Linked DNA regions of Homo sapiens: region 2 is linked to region 1. A link is a loop called in an ENCODE intact Hi-C map of the cell type or tissue named here. Cell type or tissue: PC-9. All regions are shown on one strand. Links, peaks and the distances in the headings refer to the core of each region. The heading gives the core; the rest is flanking DNA.

Evidence for each region. Hi-C counts contacts between places; a loop is a spot of excess contacts. Peaks named below come from ENCODE experiments on the same cell type or tissue, not always from the same donor. Only the 100,000 strongest peaks of a DNase experiment are listed, where the experiment ranks them.
Region 2: a loop joins it to region 1, with 2.1 times the contacts of the local background. A loop is called at or near these places in 2 of 110 quality-filtered maps.

The regions. Positions count from the first base shown.
Region 1 is chr13:27,657,224-27,660,148 of GRCh38, reverse strand. It overlaps a transcript of POLR1D not described here. Among named protein-coding and RNA genes, the nearest start is that of POLR1D, 37 kb to the right of the region's middle. In PC-9, for the core only: no CTCF peak of the experiment used is centred there; a DNase peak (open chromatin) is centred at 1,358; H3K4me3 peaks cover 512 bases; H3K27ac peaks cover 1,433 bases.
Region 2 is chr13:27,553,293-27,556,217 of GRCh38, reverse strand. It overlaps LNX2 (ligand of numb-protein X 2), which reads left to right. Exons shown (of 10, transcript NM_153371.4): 8 at 2,779-2,925. Among named protein-coding and RNA genes, the nearest start is that of LNX2, 66 kb to the left of the region's middle. In PC-9, for the core only: no CTCF peak of the experiment used is centred there; no DNase peak of the experiment used is centred there.

The DNA.
Region 1 (2,925 bases), core at 330-2,829:
TAATTTGGCAATCAAATGCCTCAGCATGTGGCCACCTGAAAAATGCTTTTTATGGTGTTATAATCCCTATTAGTAAGCTGTTAACCCTTAATTACTGTGTACAACAGTCCTGAGGCTCACAGTGGGTGTTCAATGACTGTCTCCAACATTGTACCTAAAAGTAATAAAAAATCATTGACATGTGTTTGTCTGTATATGTATGTGTGTGTGTGTATGTGTGTGTATATATATATATATATATACACCTGAGATATGCAACGCATTATGCTAAGCACTGTAGCAAAGATACATACCAAGCTATCTGTTTATGTGTCTCTGTCTTTGGAGACTACCAAGAGGAACAGAAGGTAGGGGAAGTCAAAGTTCAGAAGCAGATACGTGAATAGTAACACACTGAGACAGTTTGCAAGGCTATAATCCTCGGCCTCCAGCTCCCTCAGCAACGCAAATCATTTACATAGATATGTGCTCTAACAGTAACACATTCAGGGCTCTCTCATTCACTTTCATAACTGGATATGAAAGGAATGTGGGAAGCAGGGGCAGTAAGCATTGGCATTTCAGCATGTTATCAGACAATAATCCACAGAGAGAAGTGATGCCATACAAGGAGTGTTAAGTGACAGATAGGAAAGCAAAGTTATAGTCCCATCAGCAATTCGCTAGCCAGGGCTTTAGGAAAACTCTTTGGGTTTCATGTTCTATACGTATAAAGGCTTTGGATCTCTGTGGCCTGAAAATATTGCCAAGAGCCTCCTCCACGAATCGTCTGAGATGTGAGCCCTTGCTCCCCTCCTCATTGGTTCTAACACAGTCAGTGTGGCATGCCACACTGTGATCACTTGATGCTTGTTTCTGTATCCACCAGGGGATTAAAAACTTTAAGGCCAGGAAAGTGAGTCTTCTTTACTGCTGTCCATGATCAGCCTCTTAACATACCTGCTGGTGCCCTGTGAATATTTATATAAATAAATAAACACATGTCTGGATAAAGACTGGAGAAATTATTTAGTTTCCAATAATCAACAGTTGATGACATAAACTGGAAGAACAAGATGGGTGACTTCCTTCCATATCTCTAGATTGACTCTCAATCCAAACAGAAAAGCATAAAAAAAAGTCATTCCCCTTAAAACAATTGGGTTAAGAGAACTCAAGAATCATTTTCTCTCAATTCAACCTTTAGGATTTATTTTGCCAAAATATAAGCTTTTCCAAGTATAAGGCTGAAGTTCCACAGGCACTAGACTCAGAAATTATATTGGGCAGTAGATAAGCTAAAGTGAATGTGACCAGAATTAAAACAGCTTTGTAGACAATGAAGCTGGGCAAATTTCTGAAATTTATGCTTATAAATTCCTTTATGTTGACTAAAAGGAAGTCATATGAGCCAATATTTCAGCTTCTCCTAAAGCATCTGTCAACAACAGCTTCTAAAGAGATTCTTTTGCTGAAATACATCCAAGGAAGAATATAGCACCAAATGGTCTCTTTCTTTATAAAATAAAAAATGGCATCCCACTTGCATTTTCTTTAGATCAGCAATCTCTCTCTGGCAACTGCTCAACCATCTATTTCTTATGGAATATCCAAAATGAAAAAAATAATACCACTCACTCTAGTTCTATTTTAAATTTTAAAGCAAATAAAAGGTCTTCTAGATACTTAGAAAAAAACAGGCCATGGCCACTAGTGAACAACAGATTGCTACTCTTTTAAGAACTGTCCAAGAAGTCCACTCCACAGCGATGGGTCTTGGGACTCTTGTGGCTGAACACCTGGCCAGGCTACCTAAGTGCTATTTCAGTGCAGAGGAGCTGTCTGCCTCTGGCCGAGGTGTAGGATTGTTCTGGATTCTGCAGAGCAGGCTGGTATCATTCTTTTTAATAAAACAAAAGGGACTAGTAAAATGTTTTTCAAATTTGTGTTCACTTTAGAATCACCCGGGTAGCTCTTTAAAACTCCAAAGCCCAGGCCACACCCCAAGTTCATAATCACTGATAGTGGGGCACAGGCATCAGTATTTTTTGAAGCTTTCCAGGTGATTCCAAATGTGCAGATAAATTTGAGAACTAATGACTAGTGGTTAAAAGTTTCTCACATACACTTATTTAAATAAATGGAAACCAGGTGATCTTCCAGAACGAGCAGATGAAGGGCAGGTGCCCTTTGTCCCAGCACTAGTGAGTAGAAGCAAGCCACGGTTGTCATGGGTCCAGACCTCCTTTCATAGCCCATATCTGTTTGGGTGTGCTGAACTGCTGGACTGAACTCTGGCTAGGAAAAAACAGTTGCCCCTGGAATAAGCAAGTACCCAGAGATTCCTGCTTCCAGAGCAACACAGATCAAGAATCAAAATGTGAACATTATGAGAGAGATAGAGAAAAATGCAGATAAACTTTTTATTTTTAATGAAGTGAAGTCTTCTATGGGATTGACTTGCTCAATTGTTCAGAGCAGTGCTTCCCAAACTTGATTGATGAGATCTTCTAGTAAGCTTAAAAAACTAACAAACAAACAAAAAACCTGTAGGACCGATCTTAGACTTCTCTATCAGAATGCCCTAGAGTGAGGCAGGGAAGGAGATGTGTATTTTTATTTTTTATTCATTTTTTATTTTTTTGAGATGGAGTCTTGCTCCGTCGCCCAGGCTGGAGTGCAGTGGCGCAATCTTGGCTCACTGCAACCTCCGCCTCCTAGGTTCAAGTGATTCTCCTGCCTCAGCCTCCTGAGTAACTGGGAACACAGGCGCCACCATGCCCAGCTGATTTTTTGTATTTTAGTAGAGATGGGGTTTCACTGTGTTGCCCAGGCTGCTCTTGAACTCCTGAGCTCGGGCAATCCACCTGCCTCGGCCTCCCAAAGTGCTAGGATTACTGGTGTGAGCCACAGCGCCTGGCTGGAGATCTGTATTTTTAAAAACCT
Region 2 (2,925 bases), core at 144-2,643, 100 kb after region 1:
AAATTTTACCACATCTTATTTCTGAATTAAATGCACATTTAAAAAAATAAAGAATATCTACAAAGTATCTATTAAACATGACTTTTTTAAGTTCTTTAAACTGTCCCTTGCATATGGAAGCATAAAGTCATTCTATGAGGTTAGAAAAATGCCTTATATAAAGGAAAGTTGCTGAACCTTGATGACAGTTCCAGAATTTGCTAACAGTTACTCAGACTCTTAGATTATTTTATCTTGGGAAAAGATCCTCTAGCATTACAACAGACTTAGATACTCCAAAGGGCCATCTCACTGAAAAATGTTTCTTTTAATAAAGTGTCTGTGTAGAAGGGGACTCAGAGAGGAGGTGGAGCAGAAGACAAAATTAATTTTAGGGATAAATGCATTTGCCATTTCATATTCCCTATCAATGCTATATAATTTGCATAGATGGGGGTTGCAGCTAGCCACTATTGCCATGGTAAAAATAGCAGTCTCCATTGACTTAGTTTGTATATAAGGTAAGAAAAGTGACTCTGAAAACCTATTTTTCCAGGAATGAAGTTGAACCCCTACCTCACACCATAAACACAAATTAAATCATAATGGATGCAAGATCTAAATATAAGAGCTGAAATTCTTAGAAGAAAACACAAATGTAAATCCTCATGACCTTGGATTAGGCAGTAGTTTCTTAGATATGACACTAAAAGCAAAAGCAACAGAAGAAAATATAGACAGACTGGACTTTAAAACTGCAAACTTTTGTGCTACAAAGAATACAACCAAGCAAATGAAAAAATAACCCACAGAATGGGAAAAACATTTGCAAATTATATATATGACAAATGACTTGTGTCTAGAATATATATTCTTACAACTCTAATTAAAAAGACAGAAAACACAACATAAAGATGAGGAAAGAATCTGAATAGACATTTCTCTAAAGAAGATAAATAAATGGCCAGTTTTCCCATGAAAAGATGCTCAGGCTGGGTGTGGTGGCTCACGCCTGTAATCTCACCACTTTGGGAGGCCAAGGCAGGTGGATCGCTTGAGCCCAGGAGTTTGAGAACAGTCTGGGCAATATGGCACAACCTTGTCTCTACAAAAAATACAAAAATTAGCTAGCTGTGGTGGTGTGAATCTGTAGTAATCCCAGTTAGGAGCTGAGGTGGGAGGATCACCTGAGCTCCAGAGGTCAAGGCTACAGTGAGCTGAGATCATGCCACTGTACTCCAGCCTAGCATCAGAGTGAGATCCTGTCTCAAACACAAATCAAAACCACAGTAAGATACTACTTCACAACCAGTAGGATGACAATAATGAAAAAGACAGCCAATAACAAACACTGGCAAGGATGTGGAGCAGTGGAAACCCTCATTAATTGCTGGTGGGAATATAAAGTGGTACAACTGTTTTTGGAAAACGGTTTGGTAGTTCCTCAAAGAGTTAAACTGATTCCTCATATAGTTTCCATATGACCAGCAATTCCACTTCTAGAGAAATGAAAACAGCTGTTCATACGAAAACTTGTATACCAGTGTTCATAGCAGCATTATTCACAATAGCCAGAAAGTGGAAACCACTCAAATGTCCATCAGCTGAGGAATGGATCAATGGAATGTGGTCTACCCATACAGCAAAATATGATTTGGCCATGAAAAGGACTGAAGTACTGGCACAAATTACAAGGATGAACCCTGAAAATATTATGCAAGTAAAAGAAGCTAGATATAAAAGACCATGTATGATTCCATTTACATGAAATGTTCAGAAGAGGCAAATCTGTAGAGACAGAAAGTAGATTAGTAGTTGCTTAGGGTTGGGGAAGGGAAATGATGGGTATAGAGGGAGTGATTAAAATGTTCTCAAAATTACTGTAGTGATGATTGCACAACTGTGAATATATTAAAACCATAAAATTATGTTCTTTAAATGGGTGAATTGAATAGTATGTGAATTATTTCTCAAGCTGCTATTAAGTAAAGGTTATTTGTCCAGTTGTAGTATTGGGGTAATTTTATTTCCTTTTTGTTCTTTTATTGTGTTTTCTAAATTTTCTACAATGAGAATGATTTGCTTTAATAATCTGAAAAACTGATGATAAATTGGGAGAGATAAATTTCTGTAGACTTTGTAGCACAAATGTCTGCTTCCTACAAAACTAATCCTTTCCTAACCTTTGATATAATCCTCATTGCCATTTTTTATTATATTACTTAGCAGAGCAACAGTTCTTTTCTTCCTGAAACAGGGAAGACATTCAAACCGCAAGTTTCATTTCTTCATGTGGGCCCAGGGATAGCTTCTTTGTACATATTCTGATGTTTGCCCTGAATAAACTATACAGGGCTGTCCTTATGTATAGAACTGTGTAAATATAAAGCAGAATACATTAAAGATTTATTTCTAAGGGCAAAGGATCAAGTGATTTTTGATTGGACAGAATTGTAGAAATCTCTGAAACTCTTAAGAAGAGAAATGAACCTGCCCAGGGCCTGTACACAGCTAAACTCAGACTGATGATTCGAACTTCCAATCATGTCAAGGTGCCTCAGGCCACACTTTTTTCTATGTATTATGACATTATTTTAAAATTATGGAATGTTTTCTGTGTATTGGGTTTCTTCTCAATATTATAAAAATTACAAAGAAATAATAAATGCCATTTATTATTATACCTTATCTCATCAGAGTTGGGGGAACTAACTTTTGTTGCTTAGTTTATAAACAACAAGATTTGCAGGTGAAAACTCAGTGGCTCAGCTCATTTTTCTTGTTTCTTCATCTGAACAGGTGATGTGTTGCTAAATATCAACGGCATTGATTTGACCAATTTAAGTCACAGTGAGGCAGTTGCAATGCTGAAAGCCAGTGCCGCGTCCCCTGCTGTTGCCCTTAAAGCACTTGAGGTCCAGATTGTTGAGGAGGCGACTCAGAACG